Linked DNA regions of Homo sapiens: region 2 is linked to region 1. The links are chromatin loops, found by intact Hi-C in ENCODE. Cell type or tissue: endothelial cell of umbilical vein. All regions are shown on one strand.

Region 1 (8,000 bases):
ATTGCTCAAAGTAATCTCTATCTTACAGCTATACTACAAGGTATTTTATTTTTATTTGTTTATTATTGAGTATCTTATATACGTAAAGAGAGTGATTTGTGTATACGTGTGTGTGTGTGTGTACTCACATGCATGCGCTTGCACATATGGGATGTTGGAGTGAATGTATATTAAACTGTCAAATATTCTTTGTACATGATAAACTAGCATTGAAAGGGAGGAGTCTCTACACACATGCCTCTATACACAGAAGAAATTCTAGAGGGAGGAAAGAAAAGATCAATGTGACAGTTTGGTAAAGCTGGGCACTATATTAGTCTGTTTTCATGCTACTGATAAAGACATACCGGAGACTGCGCAATTCACAAAAGAAAGAGGTTTCATGGAGAACTCACAGTTCCACATGGCTGGGGAAGCCTCACAATCATGGTGGAAGGCAAGGAGGAGCAAGTCACATCTTACATGGATGGCAGCAGGCAAAGAGAGAGCTTGGGCAGGCAGACTCCCCATTTTTAAAACCATCAGATCTCATGAGTCCCATTCACTATCATGAGAACAGCACAGGAAAGACCAGCCCCCATGATTCGATCATCTCACACTGGGTCCCTCCCACAACACGTGGGAATTATGAGAGCTACAAGATGAGATTTGAGTGGGGACACAGAGCCAAATCATATCAGGCACTATGTCCCCACCAACGTTCTTTCCACCACGTCTTCCACTGGGGAATACTGGAAAGACAAATATGTAACTAGTAGGCTCCCATGGATGTTAGAAATGTTCAGATTTAAACTCGTGACCATTACACATTGGAACTCCCTCCTTTCTTTGGAATTCCCTCCTTTGGAATTTTCCACTCCAAATACATGTTCTGTATCAGTGTTTCTCAATATTGGCTGCATGTGAGAATAAAATATCAATGCCAAAGCTTTAACCCAGATCAATTATACCAGAATGTATAAAACCTAGTCAGCAATTATTAGAAAAAGTTTTCAGGTAATTCCAGTGTGCAGCCAAGGTTGTGAATCCTTGTTTTCTATATCACATTGGTTTATCTGAGAGTGTTTCCATAAATTCACATTAACTGAAAGCATGTTTCTGCTTTTGCAATAACATTTCATTACCTGGTACTCTGACAGTTCCATCAACAGTTTTATAGACAAGCTCACCAAAAGTAGACTTGGGGGTTGTTTTAGTCAATTCAAACTGTCATAATAAAATACTGTAGACTGGTAGCTTGAAACAACAGAAACTTCTCATTTCACAGTTCCAGAAATTGGAAATCTAAGATCAGGGTGTTAATATGGTTGTGCTCTGGTGAAGGCTGTCTTTTTGGCTTGCAGATAACTGTCTCTGACTGGATTCTTGGACAAGGGGAGAGAGAAAGAGCAAGCTTTTTAGTGTCTCATTTTATAAAAGCCCTAATCCCATCAGGCCAGGGCCGCACCCTCATGAATTCATCTAACCCTAATTACCTCCCAGAGCCCTATCTCCAAGTACCATTACATTAGGAGTTAGGGCTTTGATGTACGAAGAGGATAGGAGGGATATTCAGACCATAGCAGGATCATGCAGTTCTCTGCCATCAGTAGCTTTAAACCAGGATAATTCTACTGGGACAAGCACTAGTTCAATGTAGTCCAGCACTTAGCCTGGAGGTGAAACAGTCCTTTGGTTTTGTATATAATTCAGTGGTGACATTTATGTAACTGTGCAATAAGCCATGACAGTTTAACCAGATTCTAGTTTCACTGCTGAAAAGTGCATCTGTTTTGACAGATACATAAAAAAATAAGTTTGAACAGAACCAGACTTTTTAAAGAGATGCTGAATTTAGTCTGGAGCTGCTTAGTGTCTTTGGAATTGCTTTTCTGTGTCTTGCTGAACTCAGCAGGCAAAGCAGAGGACTGCTTAAGCAAGACCATTTCGTGGTAGCATTGGTGTTGGAAGTACTGCCAAATGCTTTCAGTCTCATGTACGTTCTCCCTGGAGGCTGATGGATATGACATTATTATTATTTTTTTAATTCTAAGTGAGTTTTAGGTCATCTCATTGTGCTTGTTGCAGATAAGTTCACAATATCTTTAATAACTTCCTGTGTGGGTGCATTGAAAATTCATTCTATTCAGTTAAACCAAGGGATTATACCGTATTCTCTACATAGTATTCAGAGTGAAAAATTCCCATTTCTAATTTTGAGGCTTAAATGTTCCAAGGTTTTGTCTGTGTAATATTATACTTGTAATTATGGTGGCATTTGGATTTATCAGTGTGTGTAAGTATGTTTATGAGGAAAGGAGGAATGGGGATAGAGAATGAGCAAGGAGGGATTCTTGTCACACTCCTTTATCCTTGTTCAGATTAATAAGAGGCCTATGTTGCACCTAGATGATAAGTAGGACAGATAATTTCCAGGAAATATAAAGAACATTCTTCAGTTCACATACCTAGCAGAAACTCAGCAGTTAGAATATACAGAAAGTGTTACGAAGTAGAAGAAAATGAGGCATGGTGTGGAAAAGTGTTGGTGATCAGTTAGAAATATAAACTCAAACGAAGAATAAATGTTGTTCATTTATTTTTCACCTAGCATTTAGCATGAGGCTGTGCACATCATAGGTGTTCAGGAACTACTTGTTGAGTGAATGATTGATCCCAGAATGATCAAAGTAGACCTATCAGAATATAAAATTAAGTCAATCATAGGAAGCCTCATGTAATTCTCCCTTTAAGTTTGTAAAAAAGCAATAACCAGGAGGAAACACGATTCAGACGTAAAGTCCAAGTACAATATAAGAACCAAACTTATATGTTGCTCAGTTAAGGGACATATGCTACAAAGCTCCTCCTGGTCTGATAGCTCTTTCACTCAGATCTTTGGGCCTATCTTGTGCTGCCTTTTTCCTACCACTGGATATAATGTGCTTGATTATGTATCTTACCTTCTGAAAAGACTCTACTACCAGCTGAGTGAAAGGGACTTGAGTCTGTATAATGACTTTACGTTAGCAAATAGTTTTGAACTTCTACCTGTTAAAAGACAGAATTACAACAAATCTAGTTTAGTAGATCTTCATTGGCTTTTTTTGTGATTCTAGAATCTAACAGCAGTTTGGGCCAAAATGGTTCAGAATGTTCCACCCTACCACATGTGCAGGTTATATTTACAGGCAGAGAAAAAGAAGTTACCTACAGAAAACAGAAGCGAGGTACAGAGACAGCCCCATTACATGGCATGCATCTCATACATGGTTTGAACAGCTGCCTGTGATTGGCTGAAACTCAGCTATTTGTTCCTAGTTAGGTTTTCACTTTGTTTTTGGTACTGAGTTAGGTTGCAGTTAGGAGCTTGTAGGGAGGACTCCTTGGGCCAGTTTCAATTTTATTTAACATACCAAAGAGCATGACTCTACAGCATCTCGTATCTCAGTGATTAGCCAAAAAGAATTTTTGTCTGTGCAGTTTCCTGTTAAAGTACCCTAAATGGGGTTAATAGCATAACCTACTCATTGGCCTTCAGTGAGGCCTTGATGTTTGCAGATGTGTTGTTGTTATTAGGTGAAGGATTTTTATTCTCCATTGTACATAGACTTTTGCCACAGTGCAGTCACTTCACTTCACTTTGGTGAAGACTGAAATGTATTTCTCTGAGACAAAGATGGCACTTTCTTTTAGGCACATTGGGCAATTAACACATATTATTGATATCTAATTAATTGGTTAAACATATTGAAGTAAATATTAATTTGGCAAAGTAGTGGATTTTCAATAGGAGATAGAAGGCTAGAGAGTATGATTGACAGGGTTGCTATTTTATAGACTGAACATACAAAGATATTTTTCAGAGAAACGCCAGACTTCCCCATTGCAATAGGTAGCCTGCTGACAATTAGGACATGTGACTGAGAACCTCTTGAGGTGAATCAGAACTGGAAAAATATATTAGATTCTATCCAGAAATGATTATTTTCTTCGGTGAGAAAGGACAAAGCAAAAATGAAAACTCTAGAAAAATGCAGAACTCTCTATCTCTACTGAGTAGCCTAAGTTTAATAAAGCCCCAAAAAGAGAGTCATAAATTTTTAAATCTTAGCCTTTAAGCAAAAAGTTAATAACCTTTGTTAATCAAAAAATATATATATAATTGTTCATTTTTTCTTCATCATTTCTATATAATTAGCTGTGTGCATATATACTATAATGCTAGAAAGCTCTTATAATGTATCACTTCTGGGAAGGAATAAAATAATCATCCCACTCCACCTTTCTTACCTTGATTCATGGCTCAAATATTTCTATTCTTGGAACATTACTGCAGCTTTGGTGCTAAGAAAATTGCTGGTAGAGGAAGAATGATTCTGCGGCCCTTCATCCTTCACAATTTTTACACCATCCCATTGTCTAACTTTGCAATCTCGCCATCTAGTGTTCAAAGTTTCTCAATACCATAGTTTATAAAATGCTTCACTTCATTAAAAGCAAAACAGTAAAGTGCTAAGCAAGTTACCTTAAAAACAGTGTGTTTGGGAATAGTCAATGTAATAAATAGATCATCAATGAAACTTTACAGCAGATTTCTTGTTAAATGTGTTTCTTGTTTATCATTATTGTCTCATTTATTTATTGTATTTATTCATAAATATTTGATAGCTTCTGTTTATATAGTCATGCAAATTATACATAACATACTCTGTATATTGAAATATATACTTATTTATTTTATATTTTATTTTTATATTCTTTTCTTTCTGTACTACCTATGGCTAATTGTCATTGACTCTGAAGGCAAACAAATCTGAGTCATGATGGTAGATTGGGTTAGAGTGGAATCAAAAGGAAATACTTTACTGGAATATTTGACTGCTATGCATATCCTTCCCCAAGCTGTGGTTTTTTTACTACTAATGACTGTCCCTTCATGGGGCAGATATAGCAAGAAAAACACAGAAGGCTTTGATGCACATGAAATACGGTGGTTTGTCAGAAAACAAACAAAAATACTAGTGTCTTCCTTGTCTTACCATTGAGACTATTTTAGGTCTGTCTTTTCAAACAATTTTTTGGAATTTAGTTTTAGGAATTAATGAGGATTGCAGTTTTGAAGATGACCTGGGAACACGATTTTTATTTTCTTTACAAGGTTTTAAGATGACCTCTTCTATAGTGTTTATCAGTTCAGAATTTTAGAAAGAAAAACATATATTTATTTAATTATCAAGAAAATAAAATTAGCTAGTTAAAACAAGCCCTTTCAGATAACTTCCATCATTTTAACATCTATAAAACAGTTGACACTATGCCTGCTCTGAGAGACCCCAATGTCAAAATGGAAAACCTCAGTCCTTACCCTGAAGGAGGTGAAGTCCTATGGTCCATGAGGTTGCTGCCTACAGCTCAGACCTTACCCACTTCCACTCTGGGCTCTGACCTTCTTAGCCTTTGTCAATTCTGCAAGGACAGGAGGCTTCCTCCCACTTGAGGCTGTTTTTCTCCCTTGCTTTGATCAGAAATGCCTTCTGTCCTTACACACCCTTCGGATCTTGGCTCCAACATCATTTTCTCAGAGAAGACCTCCAAACCCTGTCTTGTTATTAGATAGTATGCAATAATTTTCCTTATTTCCACTCACCTTATTTTGTAATCACATACTTGTCTTATTATCAGCTTAGTATCTGCAGCCTTGACTAGGGTACAAGTAGTGAGCAGGCTAGAATAATGCCTCTTTTATTTAAACCCCTGAGGTCCTAGCCCAGGGGTTTCTATAATACCCATTAGGAGTAGATGTGCAGTAAATATTTGATGGAATCAGCCCATGGGCCCAAAATTGAGAGCTGAGAAGCCCATTGTCTCAGCTCATATAATTTCATACAGTTGGCTCTGCTTCCATGCCACCGCTGGGATAAGAGAATATTCACTGAGGCAGGAAACCCCAGTGCCTGCCTCCCAACTTCTCAGAGCACACCTCTCTGGGGACATGTCATTTCCTGCAGCACAGCTTGGGAGTGAGGTAAAGAATTCCCTGAGTTGTTCACTACTACTCTTCCCGGTTCCAGGAATCAACTCTCCTTTCAGACTTTTGCTTATTCTCCCCTGAAATACAAAAACAAAACAACTTCCCACACACAAATTAAAACTCTATTCTTGCTGTCTTTACTATCATCCATCTTCATGGATTAACAGGAAATATAAGATACAGAAGACAAAATATAAATTAATATTTTAGTAAGTTATCTTGCCACTCACACTCAGAAGAGGATACAAATAAATTATTCAAGTTATGTAAAGGACGTTAAGTTTTCATTGTTTATTTTTATAGCATTTCTCTTCTTTTCTAGAACATTCTAAGGATTCCCAGCCATCTTAGAATATTAGACAAGCAATTATGCTTAGAATCAATTATTTTCAAAATGAGCTCTGTTAAAAATTTATAGCATGTCACGCTAAGCTTCGAGTATCTATAGGCAAACACCAACACCTTCTCAAAAATGAGTCCAACATTTTGAGAGATGAGCGAGAATTTAGTAATTCATTTTGATATTGAATACACACATATACCCATCTATAGATTTGGTATTTTTTTGTAAATTTTATTACAGTATATTTTATTTAAGATCTAATATATTCTCATTGTTTTCTTAAGTTAACACCTTTGCTTACCATCAAATACACATAAAGAAAAATGCTTGAATGTTCAAATCACACTGAGGGTTCTTTAATTTTTTTTATTTTTATGGGTACATAGTCGGTGTATATATTTATGGGTTACGTGAGATATTGTGGTACAGGCCTACAGTCTGTAATAATCACATCAGGGTAAGTGGGCTATGCATCATCTCAAGCAGTCATTTCTTTGTGTTATAAGCATTCCAATTATACTGTTTTAGTTATTTTTAAATGTGCAATAAATTATTGTTGACTGTAGTCACCCTGTTGTGCTATCAAATACTAGATCTTATACATTCTACCTTACTATATTTTGTATTCGTTAACTATCCCCACTCCCACCCCACCCACGGACACATACACTTATCCCTCCCAACCTCTGGTAGCCATCATTCCACTCTCACACTGAGGATTCTATAGATCCTTCTAGGCCTTCTTCTCCCCACCTGTGGTGGCATCTAATAGGCATCACATAAATGAGTGCTCTCTGAAAACTGGGTTGATTCATTCAATTGCCAACTTGGATAGAATTCTGACTCCTGGGCTCTTGAAAAACAATAAATAGAATGGTATGAAGTTTACTCCAAAGAATATCTTCACACTTCTGTCTCCACAGCAACACAGATGTACACACGGTGGCATCACTTCTTAAGCTGTACCTCCGAGAACTTCCAGAACCAGTTATTCCTTATGCGAAGTATGAAGATTTTTTGTCATGTGCCAAACTGCTCAGCAAGGAAGAGGAAGCAGTAAGTTGATGCATTTATTTCCAAATAAGCTTTTGTTTGGAATTTTTTTCTGTGTTCTTAGTCTTAAATCTGTAAATTTCCATTGCCCTATCCCGGTGTTACTCTCCACTATCCTTTGAATTGACCTCACACACACTGAGACTTTCCGTATACAGCTCAAGCACCATTTCCGATCCCCTCTCTGATCAAAAAAAAAGAATATGGCTGAATAAATTAAATCAGCACGACTTGCCGCTTTCTTTCCCTAAATGATAAATGCAGTGCTATGTCAGGCCACACATCACACAAAAGAAGTGACTGCTGTGTCTCATAATCTTTTAATCGTGTGGACCCAAACCACTTCAAATAGTGGCTTCTATACAAAATCCTACCTACTGCTATTTCTTTAAACAGCTTTGTTAAGGTATAATTTTTATACAATACAATCGCCCATTTAAAATGTATGATTCAGTGTTTTTTAGTATATTCTCAGAGTTGTGCAACTCTGAGATATTCGATTATCACCAAAATCTAATTTTAGAATATTTACAATATTTTTATTGCCTCAAAATAAACCCCATACCCTCTCTTAATTCTCCTTTTTCCCCA
Region 2 (8,000 bases), 75 kb after region 1:
TTGTGGACTGAGCTTCCACACCTTTCCCAGCACTGATCAGGGGCTTATAGCCTTAGACTCAAGGTCTATACAGCAGACTTGGTCTCTGGGCCACTCTACTGCCAGGTCTACCTTAGCAGCCCAGCCTCTGGAACTTCTCCAGCACTGGGCTGTCCCCTATAATCCTGGACATCAGATCCATCCCAGTAACTGACTATTTCCTGCAGACTCAGACTCAAAGCCAATCCCAGAGCCAAGTAGCCCCCTGTGGACCCAAGGATAAGGCCAGCCTCTACAGATGTAGGCAAATATTTGCAGACATAGGCGTCAGGTCTGCCCTTGTGTACCCAGGTTTCAGGCCTATCCATGGGGACTCAATCAATAGGTCCACACTTGTGGATCTAGACTTAGGCCCAACCCTATAGACCCACCCACCTGCTGACCCAGGCACCCAGACACCAAGCCCAGCCAACCTACCTGAGGACTCCAACAGCAGGCCTACCCTTAGACGACACCAAATGGCATGCACAGGTTCTATGGAAAGGCTGACTGATAAAGAGTTTTCCCAGACAAAGCCAGTCTGCAAAGACTGGAATAAGCCCTTACTTCTTCAGATGCACAGACATCAGTGTAAGGAAATAAGAAACATGAAAAGCTGAGGTGACATAAACCACCAAAAAAATACAAAAATCTCCCAGTGGCTGAGTCAAGAGAAGTGGAAATATATAAACTAAGAGACAAAAAAGTCAAAATAATTGTTTTAAGGAAGCTCAACAAACTTCAAAAAAATTACAGGGAAACAATTTCATAAAATCAAGAAAACAATAAATAAAACAAATTTAATAGAGAGATTGAAATTATTTTTCAAAGACAAAGAGAAATCCTATTGCCGAATATAATGAATGAATGAAAAATGCAATAGTAGGATTGATGAAGGAGAAGAAAGAATTTGTAGCCTTGAAGACAAGTTATTTAAAAATATATGGTCAGAAGAGAAAAAATGAAAACAAATAGAGAAAGTTTATGTGATTTATGGGAGAGCATCAAAAGAGCACATTTTTTAGTTCAAGAAGAGAAAGACAAAGGGGTAGGAAGTATGTTTAAGGAAATAATAACAGAAATGTTTTCATATCTTGGGAAAGACATATTCACGTAGAGGAAAGTTAAAGTTCTCTAATCAGATTCAATTCAAACAAGATTACACCAAGATATATCATAATGAAATCAACAAAAATCAAAGACAAAGAAAGGATCCTAAAGGCACCAAGAGAAAAGAAGCAAATAACATTTAAGGGAATGTTCCTATCAAGCTAGCAGATTTTTCGGCAGAAACCTTACAGGCCAGGAGTGTATGGGACAACATAATCAAAATGTTAAAATAAAATAAAAAAACTATCAATTAGGAATACTGTACCCCACAAAGTTGTCCTTCAGAAAAGGAGAGATAAAGTCTTTCCACAACAAAAGTTGAGGGAGTTCACCACCAGACCTGTCTCACAAGAAGATGCTTAAGAGAGTTCTTCAGGCTAAAAGAAAAGCATTCTAATTAGTGACACAAAAACATGTGAAAGTGTAAAACTCACTTACAAAGATAAGTACACAGTCAAACTCACAACACCCTAATACTGTAATGGTGGTATGTAATTCACCTATATCTTTACCATGAAGGTGAAAAGAAAAAAACTACTAAGAATAACAATAGCTACAATAATGTGTTAAGGCATCTACAACCACCTGATCTTCGACAAACCTGACAAAAACAAGCAATGGGGAAAAGATTCCCTATTTAATAAATGATGCTGGGAAAACTGCCTAGCCATATGCAGAAAACTGAAACCAGACTCGTTCCTTACACCTTATACAAAAATTAACTCAAGATCGATTAAAGACTTAAATGTAAAACCCAAAACCATAAAAACCCTAGAAGAAAACCTAGGCAATACCATTCAGGACATAGGCATGGGCAAAGACCTCATTACTAAAACACCAAAAGCAATTGCAACAAAAGAAAAATTGACAATTGGGATCTAATTAAACTAAAGAGCTTCTGCACAGCAAAAGAAACTATCATCAGACTGAACAGGCAACCTACAGAAAGGGAGAAAATTTTTGCAATCTACTCATTTGACAAAGGTCTAATATCCAGAATCTACCAAATTTACAAGAAAAAAACAAACAACCCCATCAAAAAGTGGGCGAAGGACATGAACAGACACTTCTCAAAAGAAGACATTTATGTGGCCAACAAACATGTGAAAAAAAGCTCATCATCACTGGTCATTGGAGAAGTGCAAATCAAAACCACAGTGAGATACCATCTCATGCCAGTTACAATGGTGATTATTAAAAAGGAAACAACAGATGCTGGCGAGGCTGTGGAGAAACAGGAACGCTTTTACACTGTTGCTGGGAGTGTAAATTAGTTCAGCAATTGTGGAAGACAATGTAGTGATTCCTCAAAGATCTAGAACCAGAAATACCATTTGACCCGGCAATCCCATTACTGGGTATATATCCGAAGGATTCTAAATTATTCTGTTCTAAAGACACATGCACACATATGTTTATTGCAGCACTATATACAATAGCAAATACTTGGAACCAACCCAAATGCCCATCAATGATAGACTGGATAAAGAAAATGTGGCACATATACACCTTGGAATACTATGCAGCAATAAAAAAGAATGAGTTCATGTCCTTTGCAGGGATATGGATGAAGCTAGAAGCCATCATCCTCAGCAAACTAACAACTAGCACAGGAACAAAAAACCAAACACTGCGTGTTCTCACTCATAAGTGAGAGTTGAACAATGAGAACACATGGACACAGGGAGGAGAACATCACACACCAGGACCTGTCAGAGGGTTGGGGGCAAGGGAAGGGAGAGCATTAGGACCATACCTAATGCATGCTGGGCTTAAAACCTAGAAGCTGGGTTGATAGGTGCAGCAAACCACCATGGCACATATTTACCTATGTAACAAACCTGCACGTTCTGCACATGTATCCCAGAACTTAAAGTAAAATTTTAAAAAAAAGTGTTAAGGGATACACAATATAAAAATATGTTAATTGTGACATCAAAAATTTTAAATGTGGGAGGAATGGTGGAGTAAAAGTATAGTTTTTTAAAAATGCAAGCAAAAAGTTGTTATCAGCTTAAAGTAGCTTGTTATAACTATAAGATGTTTTTGTAATTCTCATGGTAACCACAAAGTAAAAATTTATGGTAGAGACAAAAAAGATACAAAGTAGGGAATCAAAGCATACCACCAGAGAAAATTATTTTATCAGAAAAAAAAGACAAAAAAAGAGGGGAAGAAATGAACAAAGAACCTACAAAACAACCAGAAAACAATGAGCTAAATGGCAGTATTAAGTCCTTACCTATTAATAATTACCTTGAATGCAAATTGATTAAATTTTCCAGTCACCTTGGATGTGAAGGGGGCTGAGGGAATAGAAAGAAAAGACTCCAAGGTATCTCATTATCCAGATGAAAACCTGGATAGAAAGTAGTGCCATGAATTGGAAGGAGGAAGCATAGATTTGGTGTAGAGAGGAGATATGGCCAGTTTAATATTTAATATGTTGATTTTGCAATGCCAATTTCAATTCCAGTGACTGTTAGATTTATACATCTGGAACTCAGGCCAGCTCTATGGGACGATGTGTAGAATTGAGCCATTTATGATAATTAAAATTAAGGCTGTGGTGGAAGATAAGACTCCCAGAGAGAAAAGAAATAAGGGCTATAAAGAAAAAATTTCTGAGATGCACAATTCTAAGGGAAGAGAGAACAACCCACATTGAGCAATGGAGGCTGCAGGAGAACAGGTGTGCTGCCACCACAGAAATTAACATGCAGGGGTGCAGAAAGGAAGGTGTTGTCAGCTTATTCAAATGGGCAAATACATGAGATACCCATTTTTTTGGACTTGGCACCTAAGAGGCCACTGGTGAATTTAGAGAAAGCAGTGTCAATGTTTAAAAAGTGAACTGGAGTAATTGTGAGTAAACAAGGACTAATGTTTTATAGAGACTTGGCTATAAAGCTATAAGTCATACTTCCATTGCTAAAGGTAGAAGTGTAGTTAAAAATAAAGGTTTGCTTTGATTCTTTGTTCTTTGAAATGAAAGAGACTAGAACATGTTTATTTGTAAGAAGTAATTGCCACTGGAAACTGAAACATAGGACACACACAGAGAAGGAAGAGACCCACATGCAGAAAACAAAGGCTATAAATAAAAGAGTACAGTGTCCTGGGTTTTCCTGGATCTTGTGTAAATGACTCCATCACAGCATTATCATGTTTTCTTCTCAACATCTTCATCATTCTACTACCATTCGTAGAAAGTGGATTTTCATATATTATCTCATTTAGTCTTTGTGACAAACCTCCTATTCCAAGTATGCAACTGAGGCACACAAAGATTTAAAAATCTATGAGTTAGTAGCAGAGGCCATATTTAAACCCAAATCTAACTGAATACAATGTCTGTGTTCTTTGCATTTTTCCACCCCAGGCTTATAGTTCCTACTAATTCAACCTATTGAAATATATTTTAACGTTTTATTAGGCAAACAAAGCAACAGAGAACAGCAGGGAAAAAGGCGACTTTATCTCTAGCTGACGGGGCTCTTGAAATGCTGTTAATCAGGATTCTAGATACAAATTTCCACGTCCACTCAGAGGGGCGAGAATGTGCAATATATTGTGATGCTGCCACCTTGTGGCAAGAAAAAATGAAAACATTAAGAGGTGCTTTGTGTGCATATTTATCATTTTCAATTAAATTGCTCTAGTTTATGGTTCAGCTACGGCTGCACATTGAAATCATCTGGGAGTTTTAAAAATACTGCTGCCTAGATCCCACCTCAGAGATTCTGATTTAATTGTTCTGGGGTGAGGCCTTGGTGTCAGGATATTTTTAAACTTCCCAAATGATTCTAACATGCAGCAAAGATTAAGACCTCTGCTCTAACCACTTATACAGTAGAGAAGCAAGTCTTGTCATTTGCCTAGTTATGTTTCATTTGTATAGACGCAAAAGAAAACATTCTAGAGAAAGTAGGTGATTTTCTCTCAATCTTTAATGGCATCTAGTTCTTGGTAGAATACAATGATTTCTGGACAGATATATCATATACTATGATTTTAAAGAACAGGACAAAGAAATTTGTGAATTGTAATCAAAGTGGACACAAGATTTGTGTCTCATAATCAAATGCAGTCCGTAGACTAAAGTGAGCAGGGAGAATCTCTGAGCCTCATAATGCGTCACAGGTTTTCTGAAAGGAACAATGGAAAGAGCACTGAAGCACCATTGACTCTGGCACTAGTAAGATGAGTGACCTTGAGCAAGTCACTCAGTTTGCAATGAAAGATTTTCATCTACTGCTTTATTCAAGAGAAACTAGTTCCAAATGTTCAACAAATATCATACCAGGTAATTCAACAAAACTTTCTTAAGTACTTGCAATGCGAAAAGCATGGAATTATAATGTGTTATAAATGGAAAGCACTAATGTTGCTTAGAGACATCATAGCATTAGGTGACCAGAGGAACCTTTGAAAGCTAGTAATGCAAATTTTAATTATGATCTGAACTGAGTGTAATTAGAAAGCTTAATTACATAATGCTCCAGTGGTTTGGCAAAGAAGTTGAATTCAGTTTTCTCTATTTTTCATTCTGTTCTGTAGTTTTCTCAGATTTATTTATTAGCTCTACACCATCAAAAAGTGTAATCATGTCTTGAAAATGAAATTTCTCTTTCCTGCTCCTTGGAAATTAAAATTTTCTATGGTTCTTTAACTGAAAAGTTTCAGTAATTGCACCACCAATCACCCAGTGCCTTGGTCAGGAATCTTTCTTTCTTCATTCGTTCATTTAACACATATTTATTAACCCTCTACCATATGATATTACTCATCTTTGAATTCCACCTCCCTTAAATTCCAAATTTAATTATTTACAATTCATGTCAATTATTAGCTTCTAAACATCTCTTGAATATTCTGCCCATGTCTACAGTGATTTAGATTACTACAGATCTATCCTCCTGCCTTCTAGCTCCCTTTTCTCAACTCCAGTCCCACACTGCAGACAGTGGCCCTTTGAAACTTCAAATCTGCTAATGCTATTGCCCCACTTCCTAGTGAATGGCTTCCCTTCACCCTAGGATAGCATGCATGGTACATGACAATGCTTGGGAACTCCTTCCTTATCTGGTCCCTGCTTACCAGCCCAAAATAATTTCTCACCCTTCTCCATTAAGTCACTCAGAAAGCTTAAAGCTTTGCAATTCTCTCCACCCTCTCTTGACCCTGGGATTTTTGCATATACCCTTTCTTCTGCTTGCCTTTCTTCACTTGGATAATTTCTTTTTTAGCCCTTCATGTTCCTGTTTGAAAATTAATCACTCCAAGCAGCCTTCTGTAACCCACATTACTGGGTTATTTTTATGTGTTTCCAATGTACAATAAGCTTAAAATTTGGAATACGTATCATCAACATTTACTTATTTATCTTCTCACTAGACCATGGGACAAAGAATTGAGAATAAAAGACCTAGGAATCCAACTTACAAGGGATGTGAAGGACCTCTTCAAGGAGAACTACAAACCACTGCTCTCTATTTGTCTGTTATTCGTGTATAAGAATGCTTGTGATTTTTGTACATTGATTTTGTATCCTGAGACTTTGCTGAAGTTGCTTATCAGCTTAAGGAGATTTTGGACTGAGATGATGGGGTTTTCTAAATATGCAATCATGTCATCTGCAAACAGGGACAATTTGACTTCCTGTCTTCCTATTTGAATACGCTTTATTTCTTTCTCTTGCCTGACTGCCCTGGCCAGAACTTCCAATACTATGTTGAATAGGAGTGGTGAGAGAGGGCATCCTTGTCTTGTGCTGGTTTTCAAAGGGAATGTTTCCAGCTTCTGCCCATTCAGTATGATATTTGCTATGGGTTTGTCATAAATAGCTGTTATTATTTTGAGATTTTGGGCTGAGACAATGGGGTTTTCTAGATATACAATTGAAAATCTAGAAGAAATGGAAGCACAGTATATAGTACATAGTAGATATCCAACAAGTATGAACCATTGATGAAGAACAATTATTTGCATTCAAAAATCTACGATATATTAACTCGGAAAAATTGGTCAGGTAAAGAGATGAAATAAATTATGACATGTCTGACATTACTCAAATAATTTTTAAAAAGTAGATTCCAGCTTTTGATATACACATATTAGCCACACAATCATGGGCAATGTGCTTAACATCCATTAACATCCTGAGCTTTAGTGTCTTCAATTCTAAACACAGATACATTCATTCAGCAAATATTGATTATATGACTACTAAGGGCCAGACAGTGTTCTAGGTAGTTGGGATACAGCAGTGCCCCAAAGAGTCACTGTCTCTCTTTTTACGCATCTTAAATTCTAGTTGATGAGACAGATAATAAAAAGAGATATATAATGTCAAACAGTGACACATAGAGAAAAAAGATTAAGAGGCTAGAGTGTAACAGAGTACTATTCTATTTTTTCTTTTTAGTTTTTTTCTTTTTGTTTTTGTTTTACTTTTTAAACTATTATTAGTATTATTTTTACAAACACTTGTACCAAGGGCTGACTTTCAATAGATCACAGCAAGGATCCCCTCTGCTACATATGAAACCCTGACCCAGAAGCAGGTCATCTACTTATGTTTTAGTGCCAGGTTACACACGAATGTGTGTTACATGACGGGCAAGGGGGCGGCCGAAGAGTACTATTTTAGAAAGGATGGTCATAAAAGGCTTCTTTGAGAAGGTAACATTTGAGCAGAGATTTGAATGAAGTAAAGGAGGGAGCAATGTGAATATCTGGAGGAAGAATGTCCCAGGCAGAAGGAAATACAATGCAAAGACCCTAAAGGGGGAGCTTGCTTGGTGTGGTAAGGAAACCGCAAGGATGCCATATACTGGTGCAGAGTGGAAAAGGGAAGCCTAAAGGTGATA

The links. Hi-C counts contacts between places; a loop is a spot of excess contacts. Peaks named below come from ENCODE experiments on the same cell type or tissue, not always from the same donor. Only the 100,000 strongest peaks of a DNase experiment are listed, where the experiment ranks them.
Region 2: a loop joins it to region 1, with 4 times the contacts of the local background. A loop is called at or near these places in 26 of 110 quality-filtered maps.

The regions. Positions count from the first base shown.
Region 1 is chr4:85,964,757-85,972,756 of GRCh38, forward strand. ARHGAP24 (Rho GTPase activating protein 24) reads left to right here. Exons shown (of 10, transcript NM_001025616.3): 6 at 7,280-7,412. Among named protein-coding and RNA genes, the nearest start is that of MAPK10-AS1, 150 kb to the right of the region's middle. In endothelial cell of umbilical vein, a CTCF peak has its summit at 4,417 (motif pointing left); DNase peaks (open chromatin) are centred at 1,935, 4,405 and 4,865; H3K27ac peaks cover 1,287 bases.
Region 2 is chr4:86,039,480-86,047,479 of GRCh38, forward strand. The region is part of intron 11 of MAPK10 (mitogen-activated protein kinase 10); the gene reads right to left. Among named protein-coding and RNA genes, the nearest start is that of MAPK10-AS1, 76 kb to the right of the region's middle. In endothelial cell of umbilical vein, a CTCF peak has its summit at 4,735 (motif pointing left); a DNase peak (open chromatin) is centred at 4,692; H3K27me3 peaks cover 621 bases.